2 separate regions of the Homo sapiens genome follow, and region 1 is linked to region 2. Evidence: read pairs that join two places in POLR2A ChIA-PET (ENCODE). Cell type or tissue: B cell. All regions are shown on one strand. Links, peaks and the distances in the headings refer to the core of each region. The heading gives the core; the rest is flanking DNA. Region 1 overlaps TNNT3 (troponin T3, fast skeletal type). Region 2 holds the start of LOC107984299 (a long non-coding RNA gene).

What was found. ChIA-PET counts read pairs that join two places held together with the same protein. Peaks named below come from ENCODE experiments on the same cell type or tissue, not always from the same donor. Only the 100,000 strongest peaks of a DNase experiment are listed, where the experiment ranks them.
Region 1: POLR2A ChIA-PET joins it to region 2 with 13 read pairs; 9 of 35 experiments call an interaction of 5 or more read pairs at or near these places.

The regions. Positions count from the first base shown.
Region 1 is chr11:1,928,108-1,934,266 of GRCh38, reverse strand. It overlaps TNNT3 (troponin T3, fast skeletal type), which reads right to left. Exons shown (of 16, transcript NM_006757.4): 7 at 5,124-5,147; 8 at 4,439-4,457; 9 at 1,753-1,798; 10 at 430-546; 11 at 259-336. Among named protein-coding and RNA genes, the nearest start is that of TNNT3, 11 kb to the right of the region's middle. In B cell, for the core only: no CTCF peak of the experiment used is centred there; no DNase peak of the experiment used is centred there.
Region 2 is chr11:1,842,972-1,849,130 of GRCh38, reverse strand. LOC107984299 (a long non-coding RNA gene) reads right to left here and starts at 4,794. Exons shown (of 3, transcript XR_001748095.2): 1 at 4,758-4,794; 2 at 4,301-4,398; 3 at 1,384-2,567. RefSeq lists an enhancer at 4,412-4,511. In B cell, for the core only: no CTCF peak of the experiment used is centred there; DNase peaks (open chromatin) are centred at 2,125, 3,363 and 4,610; H3K4me3 peaks cover 980 bases; H3K27ac peaks cover 932 bases.

The sequences.
Region 1 (6,159 bases), core at 2,288-4,787, 85 kb before region 2:
TAGGGACCCACCCTGGGCTTAGAGCTGTCTGGAAGGGCCCACCCTGGGCTTAGAACTATCTGGAAGGAAGCTCCAGGTCTTGGCCAGGATTTGTTTTCTGGCAAGGGGTTCTGCAGGGCGCCGGGGCCTTAGCCAGTGGTTCTGATCATTGGCCAATGACAATGGGAACCCCGGGAGAAGGAAGGCCTCAGCCCCCTGCATTTCTCTGGGCCTGGGGCTCATTCTCTGATGAGGCAGCAGTGCGGATGGTGCCCTCACCGCCAGTCTGTTCTGGCGCTCCCTCTCCTTCTCTGCACGAATCCTCTGCTGCTCCGCTCTCTCTGCACGGCGCTTCTCCTGCAGCCAGAGAAGGGGGTCTGCTCAGCCCTGTCCCCGGCTCCTCCGAGGGAGTCCACCAGCCCCTGCTGCAACCTGAACTGCCCCACTCACGATTCTCTCTTTGAGAGCGACCAGCTCCTCCTCCTCCTTCTTCCGGGCTTCAAAGTGGCTGTCGATGAGGGCCTGGAGCTCCATTAGGTCTTTGTTCTGACGCTTCTTCTGGATGTCCTGTGGGCAGGGGCAGTGGGTGTGAGCCCCACCCCTCTCTCCAACCTCTGCCCTGCCTGGCCTGCCTTGCAGCAAGAGGTCCCTTCCTTTGCCCCAGCAGAGAAGCCCTGACTCCCTTGGCCACCATGAAAATGGCAAGTGGCAAGGAATGTTTTGCCTTCTCCACATTGCCATGGCTGCTATCCTCATAGGGGCCGAGGGTGGCCTGATTCCTGAGCCACACAGCAGGGATGGTGCCCAGCCATAAGGTCCTCAGCATCCTTAGGATGGACTGGCCCTGACTTGGCTCTGTCATCATCCTCAGAGATGCCCTGCATGGGCCTGGCAGAGAGAAGACTGCAGAGTGAGAGAAATTGTTGGATACATAGGTAGGCATGTGAACAGATGAGCTGATGGATGGGTGGATGAGTGAGAGAGGATGGAGACAGATGACTGGGTGGATAGATGGATGATTGGAGAAATGGATGGATGGATGAATGGATGGATAGGTAGATGGGTGGAGGAATGATTATGTGGATTAATGGTAGAGGATGCGTGGATGGTGGGTGAGTGGGTGGGTGGGTGGATGGGAGGATGAATGGGTGAATGGGTGGGTGGGTGGGAGGGTGGATGAGTGGATGGTTATGTGAGTGAGTGGATGATAGATGGATCGATGGATGGATGAGTAGATGAATGAGTGGTATGAATGGATGGATGGATGGGTGGATGGGTGGGTGAGCGAGTAGGTGAGTGGAGAGATGAGTGAGTGGATAGGTAGGTGAGTGTATGAATGGGTGGTTGGGTGGGTGGATGGATGGATGAATGGGTGAGTGGATACGTGGCTGGTTGGATGGATGGAAGTAAGGCAGGATGGATGGATGGATGGATGGATGGATGGGTAGGTGGGTGGTTGGGTGGATGAATGGATGGATAGATGGTTGAGTGGATGGGTGTGTGGGTGGGTGTATGAATGGATAGGTGAATGGGTAGGAGCTTACGTGGGTGGGTGGATGGATGGATAGAAGGATAGATGGAGGAGAAGGGAAGAGAGATGCTTATTCTTAGAGGGGTTTCCTCTGGCCCAGGAATAAGCTATGGTAGAATTGCCCAGACCCAGGAGGCCCCGGCTCTGGCTACTTGGGAGGAAGTGACCTTCTGAGGCCTAGAGCCCAAAAGCTGGGGTGTGGGGAAACCGTGGACATGTTAACCAGAGTCCTGTAAACTTACATCGAAGTCCACTTTCTCCCCTTCTGGGATCTTAGGAGCAGTGAGTCTGAAGAGGAGACAGAGAGGCCCGTGAGCAGAGACCCGGAGACCCACCCCAGAGGGTCAGCCTGGCGCTTTCCCCGCTGGCCCCTGCCAACCCTGGTGCCCTCCTGCTCTGGCCCCCAGCCAAGCATGCCCGCCTAGTGACACGTTTGCCCCAGCTTTATTCTTATGAGGTTTGTAGCCCACCATCCTGAGAGTGGCTTGAGCCCCTCAAGAAGGCTTCCGCTTCCAGCGCCACCGTCTGCCTTTTGGCTTCTGGCCATTGCAATGTCACTGCACCCCAGCTACCAGGGAGGGCACCTCTGTTTCCTCCTCAAACAGATAAACAAATGCAGCCATGTCGGGTGAGAAGCGATGGCCACTGTGGGTGGCGGTGGCCTCCCTGGGCAGGAATGGCTGCTGCGAGCCTGTGCCTTTCCCCAGCCCCTCTTTCATCTTTCTCTCTGGGGGCCCAAAGGAAGGAGGAGAGGGGGCTGGGAAGAAAGCAATCTGAAGGGGAAATGAGGCCCCCTCTCCGGCTGGGTGTGCAGTCCCCTCCTCTCACCAATACATTCCAGATGCAGCAAAGAGTTAAAACAACAACAATTTTTTCCAACAAACCATAGAAGAAAGTGGAACTAAATATCAATCAGAAACTGGAGCAGGAAAGGGTTTCCTAAGCTCAGGAGCACCAGAAGGTGCCTCTAAGGGAAAGAAGGCCAGATGACACCACGCAAATGAAAAACGTATGTATGTGAAAAAAAAAAAAAAAACGGAAAATGGAAAGGCAAAAAAAAAAGACTAAAAAAAATTTTCAGCAAATACAGAGAAGACTTATATCCTTATGCAAACTGATGACTAAGAAAACACAGAGATTCCTCCACCAGGAGACAAATGAGCAATGGCCGTAGCTACGAGTTCTCAGAGAAGAGACGACCCATCCCAAACTCAGGGAAACGCTGGCCCCGAGTGACTGTTAGGGCGCAAAGCCAAAGAATCATGAGGTGCCGTTTCTCATCCATCAGAGGCTGCAATGTAAAAGCACGTTCCTGTCCCTGGGTGAGGAGGGTGTGGGACACAGACCCGCTCACATCCCACGTAGGAGACGGCGTTGGCCAGGCCCTTGTGGAAAGCAATTTGGCAGTGGATGTCAAAGCCTTAAGAACATTCATACTCTTTGACCCAGTAATTCCAGTTCTGGGAATGTGGCCTACGGAAATAACCCTAAAGATGGAAAACGCTTTCCAACCAGCGTTATTTATGATAGTAAAATATTGGGGAAAGCCTGCAATAGGGGAATGGTTAGGAAAATTATGGTTTGTCCAATTGATGGAATATTATGTGGCCATTCAAAATATTTAAGAAGACTGTGTAAAAACATGGAAAAATACTTATGAATAGTGCTAAATTTTAAAAAAAGCAGAATTCAAGGCCGTAGAGACGGTATGATGTTTGAAAAACAAGGCCGACTTTAAATCTTTTTTTTCCAAGCGCTATGCATGGAAAAAAGGAAGAAATAAGGCTTTTTATTTCTTTCTGCTCTTTTCCACAGTCTGGCTGGCTGGGTGGGAGAATTATAGATGACGTTTTTTCTTCATTTGACTTTTATATATTTTCCAAATTTTCTTTCATGAGGTGTCTTATTTTCATAATGAAAACACAAACAATTTTTCTAAAATGAGAAAATATCTCATGATCCAGCATTACTGTACTTAAAATCACTGAAAAATACAGTGCAAAGGGTGGGAATACGCCGGCTGTACCCTTCAGATGTTCTCACTCTTCTGAGAATCTGCAATGCTCCCCAAGTGGGAGCCAACAGTGAGTGTGTGTCAAGATGCTCTAAGATTCCACTTCGCACAGAGCAACACACAGGCAAGAGCACTCGAGAGATAAAAGGGTGAATCACGTAGCGAGTGCTGTGGCTGGTGAATACCGATCAAAAGCAGAAAAGTCAGAAGAGCTGCATTAAAAAAACCAACCCACGAAGTGCTCACAAGCAGGTGCGATGAGGACAAGCTCCTCTGAATTCTGCCCCAAAGGGGAGCAGGGGCCCCTGCACAGTGAGCTCTTCTGGACACGGTCAAGGTGTCATTCTGAAGTGGGTTTCTGGGCTGAGTCCCCCACCTTTCTCCACTTCCGGACTCACTTTCCTGTCGCTTTTCAATCTAGGACTCTGGGAGTCCTAGAAGTATGGCGGGGCTTGGTGTGGTCCCCCGAAGGCCGTGGGGTGTTGCGGTGGCCAGACTCCCTGCACCAGCTGCCCCGCCTTCCTTCCTCAACTCTCTCCCACCCACCTCTCCTCCCTCCTTCCTCGTCTGCAGCCTCCTCCTACAGGAAGCCCTCCTTGTCTGCACTGGATGACCCTGGGCAAAATCACACCCTGCTGGGCCTCCCAAGCCCATCTCCCAGGTGACCCTCATCCCTCCCACCCTGCGCTCTGAGCGTCCCTCCGAATGCAGGCTCCAGGCATCTGGCCCTGGCCCTCTCCTCCGCCTCCACCACGGAACACACGAGGCGCTGGGCCTGCCAGGACCCCACACTCACTTGGCCACCGCCACCCCAGAACACACTCGGCACTGGGCCTGCCAGGACCCCACACTCACTTGACCACCCCCACCCCAGAACACACTCAGCAGCGGGCCTGCCAGGACCCCACACTCACTTGGGTCTCGGTTTCTCCTCTGGTCCACACAGCACCAGCGTAGGGAGAGGGACACCAGCGTGGGGAGAGGGAGAGAGACAGCCTGGGTGAGACTGGGCGGCCTGCGGCCCTGGGTTCCCCTTCACTGAAGGCCACCGTCCTTTTCAGCTGGGAGTACCCCCAACCCCCAGAAACAAGAGGGTCCTGTTTCTGCTCTAGGCCTGCAAAAGCCCCTGGCAGGGTTGGAGGGGAAGAGCTCAGGGCCTGGGGCCAGGAGGAAGGGTGAGGAAGAGGTAGGGAAGAAATAGGAGCGAGACAGGCCGCGTCCTTGAAGGCTGGGAAGGGAGGAGACGGAGCAAAGAGGACAGGGGCTCGGGAAGAAGATTGGGAGGAAAGGGGCTTGGGAGAAAGGGGAGGGGGGCGTGCCCGGCCCGGGCTCTGGCACTGCTGGCTGGTCCCGCTTACTCCCCCTCCGCTGTGTGGCAGAAACTTGGAGCGGTGGCACCCGCGAGGCCCTGGCAGCTCGACCCCAGCGGCACCGTGCGGAGCAGCAAGGCCTGGCCCTCCGAGGCCCCCGTGCCAGGGGAAGAGAAAGAGGACAGAGGGAGGAGGAGGCAGGGCAGCGAGAGACCCCAGCCTGTCCTCTTTCCCTCGCGTCGGCTAGAGCCAGGGTCCTGCACCTCCGGCGGCAGGGACGGGCCCTTACCTTCCGCGTCCTCCTCTGCGGTGTCTTCCAGGTGGCAAAAGGCACAAGCACACATGCAAGAGAAAAGCCAGTGCGGCTGCGGGGGAGCAGTGGGCAAGGGGCCTGTGGCGGGCAAGGGGCCCACCCCTCTCACTCGGACACTCTCTTCTCCAGGGTGTGCCTGCGGGGCCCTACAAGTGCCCCAAGCTGGGGCCGGTGAATCAATGCCTGGGGAGGGGGTGGAAGGGGCTGGGTGCCCAGTGGAGCTCCTGCCTGGAAGACCTAGTGGAGAATAGGAGGGACACGGGGACCTCGCGGGGCAAGGTGGGGGGCTAAGGGCACTGGGTCTCATCTGTCCCCCCGGTCTGTCCTCTTGGGTCTGGCAGGGCCAACCTTGGCATCTGAGACCCTCTCCACCAAGAGGGCGTTGCAGCCGGGGTGGGTGCAGCCCCTTTGCTTCGTGCTTCCCGGAGCCTGACCCCTGCCTGTAAAGGCTGTGTTACTGGGTGGAACCCAGCAGTTCATGGAATGACTACAGCCCTCAGGCCTCAGGAGCCTCTGCCGGCAACGTGATGTCTAACTCCTTGCTGGTCTCAGCCCCAGGAGCCCCCGCCTGAGTCCGGAATGTCCACCACAGCCCCCACCCACAGGCCAGGAGCCCAGGCGCACTCATCCCTGACCTCCCTGGGGCTTGCCCTCTGACTGCCACATGGCTGCTGTCCTGAGACTGGGCCCCTCTGGGACCCCCCTGCTACCTCTCCCTGGCCACCTCTGGGGTCTGCCTGGCCTGCCCTGGCCACCCTAATAAGGGGTGGCTTCCTTTAGGATACACTCTGCTCCTAGACCCTGGGGTGGACCTGGCTGGCCTGGCCCAGCTGGGGCCCAGGAGGGGGGTCTGCCGCTGGCCTAGTGGCACCCGCCCATCCTGTCCCTTCAGTCCCTGCTCTGGGCCTTAGGTGGCAGCAAGGCCGTTGACACACGATGCCCTCGGCCCTCCAAGTCTGACCCAGCGCTGTCCCCTGCACTTGGCTAAGGCCAGCAGGCCTGGGCCCGGGGG
Region 2 (6,159 bases), core at 2,124-4,623:
GCCTGAAACTCTAAGGGAGGTGTGTGGAGGGCAGACCCCGGCCCCTCCGTTGTCCTGTCTCCAAATCTGGTGCAGGGTCCAGCGAGCAGCACGGGGACCAGCAAGCGGCTGCATCAGGTGATGAGTTAGTTTGGATTCTGGGATGGAGCCAGCTGAGGGCATCAGATTCCGGGGGATGGAGCCAAGCAGGGAAGCCTTGAGGGGTGAGCCAGGAGGAGCTCTGTGCCAGGCGGGCAGGACACAGGGACACTCCAGGTGCAGAGGCCACAAGGCAGATGTCTGAGAGGTGCAGACCTGGATTTGAGGGGAGAAGCCGGGGGTTGGGACCTGTGTAGCAGGCTGGAGGTGCGTGTAGAAGTCCCAGCCGAGCAGGGAGAGGCCTGGGCAGGAGATGCTGTGTGCTGGCACCATGGGCTGGAAAGGACGTCCCGCAGTACAGGCCATCCCGCAGCGCCCCTCCCTGGCAAATCACTCTGTGGGCACACGCAGGTGCTGGAGGGGTTTGCTGTGGGGAGCAAAGCTGGGGGCTGTGCCCTCTCCCTGCACGCGAGCTGGGGTCACTCGGCCCCTTTCCTTCCACTGGCCGTGGCCACTGGTGAGCTTGGGAATCTGGCCCAGGAGTGAAGAGAGTGAGGAAGAGAAGCTCTCAACGGGGACAGAGACAGACAGGAAAGGGGCAGGGAAGGCTTCGAGGGGGCCGGGTGGATCGGAGGGATGCCAGGAGAGGGCAGTGACCAGACAGCTGCCCCTAGCAGAGCGGACAGGCCAGGCGGGGTGGGGAGGCAGTACTGGGGGAGCCCAGGGTTCAGGGCCAGCTGAGAGTGGAAGAAGCTCTCCAGCAGGCGCAAAGAGACATGGGCCAGGTCAGAGAAGATGGGCGTCGGTCGGCACAAAAGGCCTTGGGTCGGAGAGCTTGGCTATTTATTTTGTTTGCTTTTAGTTTTTACTTTATTTTTTTTTTTTAATTTGTAGAGATAGGGTTTTGCTATGTTGCCCAGGCTGGTCTCAAACTCCTGGCCTCAAGTGATCCGCCCACCTTGGTCTTCCCAAATCCTGAGATTACAGGCGTGAGTCATCAGCCTGGCCTTCTTCTTCTTTTTTTCTTTCTTTAAATTCTCAAAGCTTTTATTTTTTGAGATGGAGTCTTGCTCTGCTGCCCAGGATGGAGTGCAGAGGCGTGATCTGGGCTGACTGCAACCTCTGCCTCCCGGGCTCAAGCAGTCCTCTTGCCTCAGCCTAGCTCTACCTCCCTAGCTGGGACCACAGACATACACCACCACACCCGGTTAATTTTCATATTGTTTTGTAGAGACACTTTGTTGCCCAGGCTGGTCCCGAACTCCTGAGCTCGAGGCTCCCCACGCAGCCTCCCAAAGTGCTGGGATTAAAGGTGTGAGCCACCACACCTGGCCTTCATTTTTTTTTGTCTCTCTCCCTTTGAAAATCTTTAGAGCTTGGTGTTGTCTCCACTATTTGGCGGCGTCAGAGTGACCGGGGCCTTCACTCATGAGAAGCTCAACCTGCAGCGACAGCAGGGCCGGCTGGGACCTGCAGGCGGGGAGCTGATCTGAGAGCCGTGAAGGGCCTCGCTGTGGACATGTGCTCCGGGGGGCACGGGACGCTTCGTGAGAGGGCGGTGACAATTGCTGGGTTCTGCCCCGATGGCCTCTGGTTTGAGGTGGGGGGCCCAGGTGATTTGGGGTGTGAGTGAGAGATTTTGGGGAGCTTGGTGGGGGGGGCGGAGGGGAGGATCAGAAGGAGGAAGCTCGTGGAAACCGTGCCTGGCCCAATGCCGCGCTGATTCTCGGCGGCCTGCCGGAGGGGCAGCCGCAGAGACTGGAGCCTGCCAGGACGCAGGCCTTCCCGATGGCTCGAGGAGGGGACAGGGAGTCAGGAGCAGCTTGGCAAGGAGGGGGAGCAATGGGAGATGACAGGGGGTGGTGAGGAGGTAGGGGTGACTGGGGCCAGGGGAGGGAGAGGCCCTGGGGCCAGGCTGTGCTTGTCGAGGCGGCGGAGGTGCTTGCAGGAGGGCAGGAGCAACAAGGGGATCGGGGGGTTTCCAGCGTGGTCACGGCCAGCCCCGCACAACGGGGAACACTGGCTGCCAGAGGACTCCAGTGTACATGGTGGCCCCAGCGTCTTGTAGGGACTGTTAGACAATCCTCATGCAGACCCGTGTCCCCGTCCTGAGGTCCCGTCACAGGTGTATGCCTCGCCCCAGCAGCACTGACACAGCTGCAAATAACTCCAGGTCCCTGACTTCGTGGATTTTCCCTCCCAGAGGAAGAGACGGACAGTGAACAAATGAAAAAACAAGTCCATGGTCATTCTGGAAAATAACCAGGAGAAGTCACAGAGATGGCTGGGGGACTCACGGAGGGCTTCACGGAGGAGGTGACCATGCTGGAACTGAAGGGTGTGAAGGAGATGGCCACAGGGAGAGTGGGGAGAAGCTTCCAGGCCTGGGGCAGAGGCAGGCTTGGTGGTCCTGGTGTGATATTCAGCAGCTGGGTGGTCCAGGGCGCCGAGCCAGGCCTTGCTGGGGCTGGGGGAGAGTCGGGCTGACTCTGGGGGGCACATAGGAGAGGAGTTTAGGGAGGCAGGAGGTGCCAGCTGGGTCCCTGCCTACCTGGTGGTCCAGTGAGGCAGGCGCTCTCATCTCCATGTTCATTGTACATCTGGGTAAACTAAGGCTGGGCAGCCCACTGGGGTGGAGTGGGGGCTGAGCCACAGAGGCAGCTCTAACCCTGGGCTCCAGGGCTGTCTGGGGAGAGCCGGAGCCGGAGGAGTGGGGGTGGTGAGGCCCTGGCAAGCGCCGGACTCAGCTTTCCAAGGATGGCTGGAGCCAGGCACCGGCCTGCAAAGGTGGGTCTGGGCCCAGGCACAGCCGGTGCCAGGGGAACAAAAAGGACACAGGGCTGCACAGGTCAGGGGTGAGGTGCAGCTGGAGAGAGAGGGTGAAGCCCAGCCCTGATCCGGGGGCCCCTCGGTGGAGGCCCAGGGAACCCCTGAGGACCACACAGGGGGTCCAGCAGGTGGACATTCATGGGGGAACTCTGTGTCCCCCTCTGGGACCCCACTCCTGGCTTCCCCTTGATCGAGTGCGTGAGGGGGTGAAGGTCAGGGGGAAGCCCCCTCTGAGTCCAGCCCTGCGGAGAGAATGAAGCCCCGTGACCTGCCTCATCCTAGCTCCACCCAGCGCCCAGCATGGCCAGGGCACCGGGCCTCCCTCCTGCAGTCCCTGAAAGGCAACTTTCCAGCCTTGGATCCCTGGCCCTAACCCTAACCCTAACCCTAACCAAGGTGTCCCCGGGGGCCTGGCACCCAGCCCCGCCCTCGGCCCTCAGCCAGGGGCACACACACAGTCCTCAGCCTCCTCCACCACCCCGAAGTCCCCCACACCCTCTGGGGCACCTTTCTGCCCACACCTGAGCCCTGTGAGGTCCTCTCTGTTAACTTGTGGTATTTTTCATGTCATCTGTTTTTGTTGTCGCTTACGAATTGTATTGCTTTAACGTTCAAAGAAAAGTTTAGCTTTGGGGGAAGTCATTTCAAACCCACAGAGAAGTTTCAAGAATAAGAATTTGACAAGGTGCCTCTGTACCCCCCTCACCCAGGGCACATGTCCACTTTGCCATTCGACCCCTGCCTCTCCGCCTCTCAGCCTCTCTGTTTCTCTGAGCCTCTGTCTCTTTCTCTCTGCTTCTGTCCGTGTCTCTCTGCCTCTGTGTCTTTGTCTCTCTGCTTCTCTGTCTCTGCCTCTGTCTGTGTCTCTCTGCCTCTGTGCCTTTGTCTCTCTGCTTCTCTGTCTCTGCCTCTGCCTCTCTGCCTCTGTGCCTCTGTGTCTGTCTTTATGTCTCTTGTCTCTCTGTCTCTGTCTCTCTCTCTGCCTCTGTCTCTGTCTCTCTGCCTCTCTGCCTCTGTGTCTCTGTGTCCCTCTGTCTCTTGCCCTCTCTCTGCCTCTTTGTCTCTCTTTGTGTTTCTCTCTATGTGTTTCTGTGTCTCTCCATCTCTCTGTCTTTCTCTGTGTGTCTCTCTGTCTCTGTCTCTGTGTCCCTCTGTCTGTCTCTGTCTCCATGTCTCTCTGTGTCTCTGTCTCTGTGTCTCTGTCTCTGTCTCTCTGTCTCTGTCTCTGTGTCTCTGTCTCTGTGTCTCTCTGTCTCTGTTTGTCTCTGTCTCTGTCTCTCTGCCTCTGTCTCTCTGTCTCTCTGTCTCCCTCCTTTCCTCCTGAAGATTTTAAGGTCTGTTTCCTTGGAATGCAGATGTTGTTTTGTGTAACTATGAACTTGAGCACATTTACCGCGGACACTGCTTGTTATCTTGTCTGCCGGTCTGTGTCCTGATGGCCGCTCCCATCAGCGGGGGCACAGGGCAGGCCCTCTGCGTCACCACGGCCTCCTAGCAGAAAGGACATGTCAGGCTCTTCCTGCACGTTTCCTGCCCCACCCTGCAGTCAACCTCTCTTCCGAGGAGCCCTGGGTCCTTCAGGGGAGGACGGTTTTAGGGAGCAGAGCCTGGGGCCCGGTTTGCTCCTGGACACTGGGGTGTCTGCATGTCAGTGGCTCAGCGGCAGAGCAGGAAACACCCGCGTGTGCAGAAGCACCCACCTCTGCCTCCCCCGAGGAACCCCTGCCTTCTGTCTCCAGCAGCCGCAACTTCCAGGGGTGCCCCGTGCACTTCCTCCCACCCCTCCCTCCTTGGCCCGCTGTGCCCAGTCTTCCCCAACCCCTTCCTGGCCACAGCCCAGCACGGGTTACCTGGGACTTCAGAGGCCATGTCCTCCCCGACCTCCAGAGCCACGCACAGGGCTGCCCACAACCCCTGCCCTGGGCCTGTCCCCCTCCTCTTCCGGGACTCCCCTGGGGCTCATGGTGCCTGCCCCGGCTGCCCTGGCTGTCCCTACCCTCCCCCTCGTCTCCTCTCGCCCTGGCCTTAGGCACCTCTGCCCATCGGCTCACCACCCAGGACACCCACATCCACATCTCCAGCCCAGCCCCTGCTCCAGCTGCCTGGGCCAGGTCTCCCCTCGGAATTTCCACAGGGCCCCCAAACCCAGCAGCCCCAAAGTGAGTGCCTCACCTCCTCCCAAGGCCACTTTCTCACGGCTCCTGCCCTGGAGAACAGTCTCTGCCCACCCGTGCCCCCAGCAAGGTGCCTGCCTTCCTCATGTCCCTCAGCCAACAAGTCCTGGGGACCCGGCCCCTTCCACGTCTCCATTCCTCACCCCCCAACCCAGCGGTGACTTCCGCTGTGCTCCACCCTGCTGAGGCCTTTCTAGAATGCAGAGCTGGGGGACAGCCCCATGGGGTACTGGCTGCAGGCCTCACTTCCAGCAGGGACACCAGAATCACCCGAGAGGGACGGAGCCGGGCTCAGAGGGGCGCCGGTTTGATATTTGCTGGTTTGCTTTCCGCAGGCCTCTCACTTACTCCTTCATTTACTCATTCACTCATCTATTGGAAATTTAACAAACACCCGTGCATCTACTATCCAGCCCAAGAATTAAAACATCCCCCAAACCTGCATCAGCGTAGGGGTCCTGTCTCCATTCTGCCCCTGCTCTGCCCCCACCCCACTCACCCCAGAGGGTCACTCTTTGGAATTTCGTGTTTGTGTTCAACATTTCCTTGCTTTGAAATAAAAAAGATAATTTTCCCACACAGCGTGTCTGCCCCGGCCAAGTTGAATCTTGTGGTTGGCAGCCAGGTGTGATGCGCCTGCCCCAACTCCTCTGCCACACCCCCCTGACGCCCTGTGGGATTGGGTCCCGCCCCCTTTCCCAGTAGGCACAGGCTCTGGAAAGGTGCCATGTCCCCTGCAAGGGGTCCATGGCCAGGCCCCACCGCCGCCTGTCCCTCGCTCTGCCTGTTGCCTGCCTGGCTCTGCATGGGACGTGCTCCAGCCTGCAGCACCCTCTGCCTCCACACTTGTCCTCCCTCAGGTCTCAGCTGAGGCTTGGGCTTGGGCAGCTTCCCCCCGACAGGCCAGGTCTCGGGCCTCACTTCTGTGCCTCATGGCCTCCTACACCCTGGGCCTTGCCTGGTCCCATCATTCTGGCATGGGGTGCCATGCACCTCTGCCACAGCTGCACCCACCAGGCAGTGCCCCCTTGGCCCCAAGCTGCCCTGCTCGGTGCCTTCCCCTACAGAAGGCTAAAGG